Linked DNA regions of Homo sapiens: region 1 is linked to region 2. Evidence: read pairs that join two places in POLR2A ChIA-PET (ENCODE). Cell type or tissue: OCI-LY7. All regions are shown on one strand.

What was found. ChIA-PET counts read pairs that join two places held together with the same protein. Peaks named below come from ENCODE experiments on the same cell type or tissue, not always from the same donor. Only the 100,000 strongest peaks of a DNase experiment are listed, where the experiment ranks them.
Region 1: POLR2A ChIA-PET joins it to region 2 with 5 read pairs; 17 of 35 experiments call an interaction of 5 or more read pairs at or near these places.

What each region holds. Positions count from the first base shown.
Region 1 is chr3:50,362,955-50,366,954 of GRCh38, forward strand. CACNA2D2 (calcium voltage-gated channel auxiliary subunit alpha2delta 2) reads right to left here. Exons shown (of 38, transcript NM_006030.4): 29 at 3,877-3,965; 30 at 3,624-3,671; 31 at 3,313-3,384; 32 at 3,057-3,209; 33 at 2,856-2,908; 34 at 2,679-2,734; 35 at 2,402-2,528; 36 at 2,121-2,230; 37 at 1,934-2,016; 38 at 1-1,852. The coding sequence ends at 1,712. It overlaps LOC127898564 (CYB561D2-LOC101928965), which reads left to right. Exons shown (of 5, transcript NR_183066.1): 4 at 3,343-3,377. LOC101928965 (a long non-coding RNA gene) reads left to right here and starts at 2,409. Exons shown (of 4, transcript NR_183065.1): 1 at 2,409-2,761; 2 at 3,343-3,377. RefSeq lists enhancers at 1,614-2,195, 2,196-2,779 and a silencer at 2,043-2,292. In OCI-LY7, a CTCF peak has its summit at 2,831; a DNase peak (open chromatin) is centred at 2,387; H3K4me3 peaks cover 1,199 bases.
Region 2 is chr3:50,558,528-50,562,527 of GRCh38, forward strand. It overlaps C3orf18 (chromosome 3 open reading frame 18), which reads right to left. Exons shown (of 6, transcript NM_016210.5): 4 at 3,195-3,220; 5 at 2,390-2,537; 6 at 1-1,210. The coding sequence ends at 1,130. Among named protein-coding and RNA genes, the nearest start is that of C3orf18, 7.2 kb to the right of the region's middle. In OCI-LY7, no CTCF peak of the experiment used is centred here; no DNase peak of the experiment used is centred here.

The sequences.
Region 1 (4,000 bases), 200 kb before region 2:
CAAAAAAAGGGCAGAGAAAAGGAAATGGCCCCCCAGTCCCCCAGCCCAAGGTGAGGGGCAGCCAGGTCGGGTGGGTAATGAGAAGGATTAGACCCAGCTGGGGGTTAGACAGCTACCTGATGGGGATTGTTTTGTCTGTTTTTCTGTTTTTTAAACTTAAAATATATATTTTTCTGTATATGTTTATATTCTCCATTGAGCACCTGACTACACTACAGTTACACGCACGCCCCCGAAGGACACAGCTGGCATCCAGGCCGGGTGCACATGGACACCCACCCTGGCACCAGCAGTGGGCATGGACCACACACACACACTGAGAAAGCGACAAGCAACATGACATTAATTAACGAAGCCATTAATTAATGCATCACCCTCCCCCTCCTCCCAGTCCATCTGAGCCCCATCACTATATCCCCTTGCCCTCAGTTCCCCACTGGCCCCCAGGCTGGGATGCCTTTGGGGGAAATGACCAGAATGAATGGTGTGAAGAGCTGTGCCCAGTCCCCACCTGTGTGTGTGTGTGTGTGTGTGTGTTCAGCAAGGGAGGGACAGTTTGGCCTCCTGCAAGCAGGGAGTGTGTGTGTAGGGGTGGGAAGGAGATAGGGAGTGGGCACAGGCCTGAGTGTGTAAGGGCCAGATTGGCGGAAGGATGGCCCAGCCAGGAGAGACAAAGTCACCCCTGCTAAGGCAAAGGGTGATGTCTGGTGGGGGTTCCTCTGCCGAAAGGTGCAGGCAGTGGCATGTGGTCCCACTGGGGGCCTGACACTAGTGAGAAATGGTTACAATGAGCACCTGGAGAGGTGAGGGGGCACTTGGAGGACACTGGTGGCTAGGGGTGGGACAGAGGGTTCTTCACCCCCTGCCCCAGCATTTGGCACTGTTTGACATTCAGCTTTAGAAATGGGAGGACCAGCCAGGCTGCAGCTCAGATTAGAGGCAGGTGGTGAGCAGGAGATGGAGTGTGCAGGTGCCAACCCTCCCACCAACCCCTCGCCCTGTGTAAGGCTTTGTAAGCCCCTACACCCACCCCACCCCATAGTGTGTGTGTTTGTGCGTGTGCCCAGTGGGGTATGTCGAATGTGAGTCCAGTTTCCATCCTCAATGTTCCAGGTGTATATGGGGTAGTGTCTGAACTGGTATCACTGTGACTATCCTGACACCTGGTGGGCTTGGGGATGTGGCTGTAGGCCTGAAAGGGGCAGGAGCCCATGGGGGCTGCCCCAGAGCCTCTCTCCTGCTAGGATTTAAGCTGGGAGGCACAGGCTTCAAACTGGCCATCTCACCTTCCTCCACTATTCTCACAGAAACCAAGTTTGGGCTTGGGTGGGGCAGAGAGGCCGGGTCAGCTGAGGCAGGGTCCCCCCCAACATAGGCAGCCTCCAGGAAGGGCGGCAGCAGAGGCCTGGTTTTGGCACCAGTGCGTGTGGCCTCCCTGTCCCATCCCACTGGGGGGAGCCCAGCAGGCAAGAAGGGTCTGGGGACACTTGAACAGTTCGGAGGTGAGATGTGATTTGGGTGCCAAACACCTGCGGCGTCCCGCTTTGGGACTCCCCATCCCAAGGCGCAGACCAGACTCTCAGGGCCTGGCCAGCTCAGGTCCTTCAGTGAGGGAGGGACGAGGCTCTAAGGCGGGGAGTGTGGGGCAGGAGGGTGGGAAAGGCGAAGAGGCCGGGTGAGGTGGGAGTGGAGGTGGGGTGGGGCAGGGTGCTCAGAGGCGGCGAGAGGCGTGGACGAGGACTTGAGGCTGCGGCCGGGGCGGCAGGCCCAGGAGGAGCAGCAGTTGCAGGGAGACCAGGACGCCCAGCGACGGCGGGAAGGAGGCCCCGCGGCCACAGTCTGAGGTATCTTCCTGCGGGGAGAGACAAGGAGCTGGTCGGCCTGGGCGGGCGCAAGGCCGCGGGATTTCGGGTCCACCGCCCCCTCTCCTCACTGTCGCGTTGTAGTCGAAGCAGATGTGCGGGCCTCTCCGGTATCGCGGTCTCTGCACTAGCTCACACTGCTCCGGGCCGTCCGCTGGGCATGGGTGGGGAGTCAAGGAGGCGGACGGCGGCGGCGGCACGGAGGGGGCGCGCGGGGCAGAGGGGGAGCGGGCGGCGGGGAGGGCGGGGGCAGGATACAGTGCGTCTCCTTCTGCAGCAGCCGGCCAGCCTCGCACTGGCTGCACAGCGGCTTCTCGGCCACCACAAAGAGAAGATTGGTGTTGGTCAGTCTCTGCGCGTGGAACAGCCTGCGGGCAGCCCGGAAAGGCGGGGCGTTGAGTTTGCCCCGCCCTGACCCACCCCCATCCTGCGGCCCCGCCCCCGGCCGCTCGGAGGCCCCGCCCCTTCCATCCTCCCGAGCGTCTCGCCCCGCTCACAGGTTCCGCCCTTGGCCTCTGGTCCCGCCCCACTGCCAGCACCTGGAGCAGTTTCCGCAGTCGATGATGGCGTTGTAGGAGGCGTTTACCGAGCCGAAGTAGTACTGGGTCTGTTTCATGACGCAGCTGCTCTCGCGCGTCTCGGGGCTCCCCTCGGCCTCCGCGGGGTCTGCGAGGGCCCAGAGCGCCTCAGCTCCGCCCACAGACCCTGGCAAGGTCTCCGGCCTCCCTCAGTCGTAGACCCCACCCTCCCCATGGAGTCGTCTTAGCTCAGATTGGGGACCCGGACTTGAGGAGGCGCCTCCAAAGCCCTACCTACCTGCTTGGAACCAGCTGTGGTAGATGAGGCCGTAGAGAAGCTGCTGGAACAGGGACCTGCAGCGCACGGGGAGCCGAGTGCAGGTGGTCAGCAGAGGACGATGCCATGCCCTACTTCTCTTCTGAGCCCTCCCGGCCAGGGAGCACCTTCTCTACCCACCTCCCGCTCAGGACTCACCAGGCGGCAGCAGAGGTCCACCAGGCCAGGTTAAGGAAATCTGCAACGGTGGGCTGCAGTGGAGAGAGGGGCGTGGACTGCCACTGCTGCCCCTCGCCCTAGGTCACCCCCAGCTTTATCAAATGTCAGAGGTAGGGGGTCATCTGTGGGCAGGTCTCCCAGTCCCCCCCATCTCCAGTCCAGGCATCTCTGGGGACTCACCACAAAGACACCCCGGGGTGCAGCACCCAGGTTGCCAGGGGGCTGAGGGGCACAGGCTGCCTGATAGTCATAGGACTCCTTGCGGGTGTAGAAGGAGTTATTGTAGAGTGCCAGCATCAGGTTGGCATCCACCTCACTGAAGAACCTGCCCACCTGAGGATGTCAGGAGAAAGCCATGGTCACAGGGCTGGCAGTGCTACACCCCTAGAAGGCTCAAATCCCTACTCTCTTCTTTCACTCTCTTCCTGATCCTCACCTGGTCCCACTGATGGTTCTGGTTTGACAGCACCAGGAATCCTCCATCATCAATGAGGACACAGAGTAAGTCCTAGGAGGAAGGGAATGGGGAGGAAAATGGAGAGGGGCTGGGCCCCGGACCTTCCACCGCAGGCAGTCCAGTGGTTCAGAGTTGGGGGGCATCACTCCCCCAGTCCTGGGAAGGCTGTGAAGTCAGGGTGGGGATGTTGAGACCCACAGGCCAAGGGATGTGCTGGGAGTCGCGGCTGGGACTAGGAAGTCTGGAAGTGGGGTAAGCTAGGGTCCAGGGTAGGTTCAGGGCACACACACCTCATTGTTAACCTCGCAGTCCATCTCACAGTGGCTGTTGGGGCCGCACTGCTGGGCAGAGAGTGAGGACCGTAAGCCACCCACCAGTTTTCCTCCCTCCCATCACCTTTCATACATCCGGTTCCCCAGGCCATCTGCAGCTGGCCCTGCCTCCATGTAGGTGTTGGAGCCACTGAGTGGAGGGTTGGTGGGGGTTCCAGGGGACTCCAGGAAGGGCACTGCTGGGTTACTGCCCCCGCCCCTGCCCAAATACCTTCTGAGGCTGGTCTTGGTGGGTACGGTTGCTGGCTAGCACCTTGAACTTCTCAGCCCAAGCCTCTAGGTCCAGCTTGACGCCCACCACTTTGGGGGAGAGCAAGGGACCATCAGTGCTACCT
Region 2 (4,000 bases):
ATAGACTAAGTTTTTTAGATGTTTTTCTGAAGTGCAATCCCTCACCCACTTTCAGGCAGTCATAACTGCCCCCTCTAGCCTGCAGCCTGTGATTACTGCCCTCAGACCAACAGCCTCTCCCAACCCCAGATCCTCATTAGAGCCCAAGACAGGGAGCCGTTTTCAGAAGCAGGTGAGCCCAGTGAAACAATGCAGTGGAGAGAGGAACCGTGCTGTGCGTGCTTCCCTCTTCCCTGCAGTCCCTGAAGATTGAAGGCAGAGAAGATAGCCTACCCTGATGCTCCACTACATACCATGGGGTAGAGGTCGACTTGGAGGGTGGGGCCAGTGTGGACAATCTCATTCTGCCCGCTGTGCTGGGACAGGCACATGTCTGCCCATGGGCACACTCATGCACATGCATGAGGCCTCTCGGCAGGTCTGGGGGGGCTGCATCCTTCCACTTCCATTCCCCTACTTCCTTCCCCCTCAGCTCCCATCCTAGCTTGGCCCCAGTAACATCTGGTTGCCAAGGATGGGTGGCTGGGAGACCTCCTGGACCCTCCGTAGTATGGATGGACCCTGGGTGTGAATTGCCCTTCTCCTGGCATCCTTGCATACTGGACAGTTTCAGCTCCATCTCTGGGCTTCTCAGGGCCCATAACAGATGCTGCCCTACCCTGTCCCTATAACTTGGGTGGTTTCCTCTCCCCACCCCAGAGGAGGCTCCAGATTCCAAAAAACAGGTCTCTCCCTAACAGAGGGAAACCTCCCCTTTCCTCCCCCAATCCCTCCCACTCCGTATCTCCCTCATTTCCTCCACATTAGCGGGGCAGACCCTGATGTGAGGGATCTGGACAGGGGATGAGGAAGCCAGCAGAGGCTCTTGACCTTCTCAGCATGAGGGATGCCCTCTGTGCCAGGGCCCTCAGGTCAGGAGAAGTCAGTGGTCAGAAGTCCAGCCTGGCTAGGGCCCTCTCTTAGAGTCTAAAGTCAGCAGGTGGGTCTGGAGAACAGCTAGGACCTGGCTCAGCCCTCTTGTGTCTTGGCAGGGAAGATCTTCAGAGTAGGTCTTGACAATCAGGGAGTGGGGAGCTCTGTAGGCACCGTGATGGGTCTCTATCAGAAGTCCAGGCTTGTCCCAGGCCACTCACGCATGGATGGCATTGGCCACATCGGTAAACACCAGCCGGCTGGGTCTCTGCAGTGGGCCCTGGGAGGGCAGAGTAGTCTGCAGGAAGACAGGCAGGGGCATCAGAGACCATGGGCAAGGCCATGCACTCACTGGCCTGGTCACCTCCACCCTCACTTCCTGGTGCCTGCTTATGCTTGGCACTAGCAATGGCTTCTGCCTGGAATGCCCTCCCTGCAAGCTCAGCCTACAAATATGACTTGGCTCAGATGACTCCTCCCCAGCTTGCCCTGTCACCTTGGAGGCACTTACTGTGTTGATTTAATTATGCATGCACTGCCTTTTCCCAGTGGGGGATCAGAGGGCTGGACTCTGTATCCCCAGGCCCTAGCACAGGGGCTGGTACAAGGAGGAACATGGGAAACAAGTATCAAGTGGCCAGAAGTCCCAGTGGCTGGGTGGACCAAGGTTCTCAGTGCGAGTTCCTGAATATCCCAAGGGGGCAATATATCTTGACCCAGGTGATGCAGAGCTGGTGGCAAAACCAAAGGGTCTTCAGACTTCCAGCCTGGATTCTTTCTGAGCCCAAGAAGACGCAAAGAGGCTGGATAAGTCAGGGGCAGGCCAGGCCTGCTCATGGTGCTCTGGCCCTTGGGGATTTGGGGAAATGGTGGCAAGTGGTCAGGCAGCCCAGTGGTTACAACAGGATGGCCACACAGGTACCTATCCCTTTGGACACAGGAGGCAAGTTTGGCTGAGATCTTCACATGCCTGGGTCTGTCAGCCACTGGGAATCCACCAGCCTACTCAGAGGTACCGCTGTCCAAGAGTCTAACCCCATCCACAACCCACTCAGGACCACGGACCCTCAGGAAGCAGAGGAACCTGGGGTCCTAGCCGCCAACAGTCTCTCCCATTAGTCCTTTCCTACTTTCCTAACCAGTACGTGGGGGCACATGGGGCAAGAATTAGGATTTTCAATTGTGGAAGAGAACACTGAGGCTCAGAGATGCCAGTGGGGCTCCCAAGATCAGCAGGCTATGGGGCAGAGCCAGGCTGTATCCCAGGACTGCCTTGGCCTGGCCTTGCGCTGTGAGTTTGTGGGTGGCCCCAGAGCAATATGACCACTTTCTGAACAAATCTGGAAAAAGCCGTATACCCAATACCTGCCATCTGACCACAAGGCAGGTGCTAGAAAGCTGCATGAGAAAGGAGGGAGGGTGAGGGTGGAGGACAGAGGATGCTGCAGGCGGGGTGGGGAGCCTGGTCAGTGCCCACCTTGCCCTGCATGGCCTGCACAGAAGTAGCAGCCTGTACAGAGGCGGCGTCCCGCCCATGCTCCAGCAGCTCCTGCTCCAACTCATCTTGTTCCTCCGTGGGGTCGAAGTTGTACATGGGCATGAGCTGGTGGCGTAGCTTCTCCAGCCTGGGGATGGGGGCAAAGGCTGCTGGGGACAGGGCAGGCCCTTCCCCTCCCAGCAGCCCTCCAGGCCCTGCCTCCTGACTAGCTGAGCCACAGCACACAACCATGCTTAGGGCCTTAAGGTTTCCCTTGAAATGGGAAAAAATGACAGACATTTTTGCACCTATAGTACCAGCTCAACCCCTTAAATGGGTAGCCAGGGAGGCAGCAGTTACCCACTCCAGGGTAAGGCCATACGCCAAGTAGCTGTCATCCATGGGCCCCACAGAGATCACCTAGGCTAGGGCCTTGCTGTAATCCACAGCGTCTGAGTCTCAGGTGGGACTGGGGAGCCAGTAGCAGTCAGCTCAGAGCAGCAGGGCAAGGGTGGCTGGGCAGTTGGGTGGGAGTAATCCCAGCCTTCCCCCTCCCTGCCATCCCCAGTCCCAGGATTATACCCAGTTATCTAGAATCCTCACACCTGCCTGCCCTGTGTGTGAGATCCTTGTGCAAGGGGGGCCCTCAACCCTCCCCAAAGGAAAGTGGTCACCCCCAACCATGAATGGGCAGGACAGGCCTTGACTCCCTGATCAGCTTTTCACCCACTTCCTTCGGAGCCCAGCCCAGCACTCCCCATGGCCTCAAGTTTTGGGTGGGATTTGGGTTTGGGTGGGGAATTACCTCTTCTTCTTCCTGATGTACAAAACCTGCAAGAGAAGGAGCAGCATCAAATGGCAAGGAGAGGAGGCCCTGAGGAACCCAGCAGCCCTTCTGGATGGGGACATGCTGAGGCTGATGAACAAGAGACCCGTGGGTCCCCGTCCTAATGACACATACACCACTCCCCCTTCACCTTCATGCCTCTTTTTTTTTTTTTGAGACAGAGTCTTGCTCTGTCACCCAGGCTGGAGTGCAGTGGCACAATCTCGGCTCACTGCAACCTTCGCCTCCAAGGTTCAAGTGATTCTCCTGCCTAAGCCTCCTGAGTAGCTAGGATTACAGGTGTGCACCACCACACCCGGCTAATTTTTGTATTTTTAGTAGAGATGGGGTTTTACCATGTTGGCCAGGCTGGTCTTGAACTCCTGACCTTGTGATCCACCCGCCTCGGCCTCCCAAAGTGCTGGGATTACAGGCGTGAGCCACCACACTGGCCCCATGCCTCCTTTTGACATTGTTAGCTGCAGACAGTGCCCAGACTGAGTCTGGGGACTCAAGAGGCTCCCTCCAGCCTGGGAGCCCACACAGTTAGGCCCGGCCTGGGGACTGGTGGGCCCCACCTATTGGCTGGGCTGCCAATACTAACTGTAGCTCCAGCCACTCAGCACCTGCCTGTGGCTCCCCAGGGCTGAAGAAGAAAGGGAAAACTTCAGCACATTCCCTCCCCTCAACTCTTCCCAGGCTCAAAGCCACATGCAGGCAAAAAGTAAAGGGACCCGGTAAGGTAGCACATGCCTGTAGTCCCAGTTACTCAAGAGGCTGAGGCA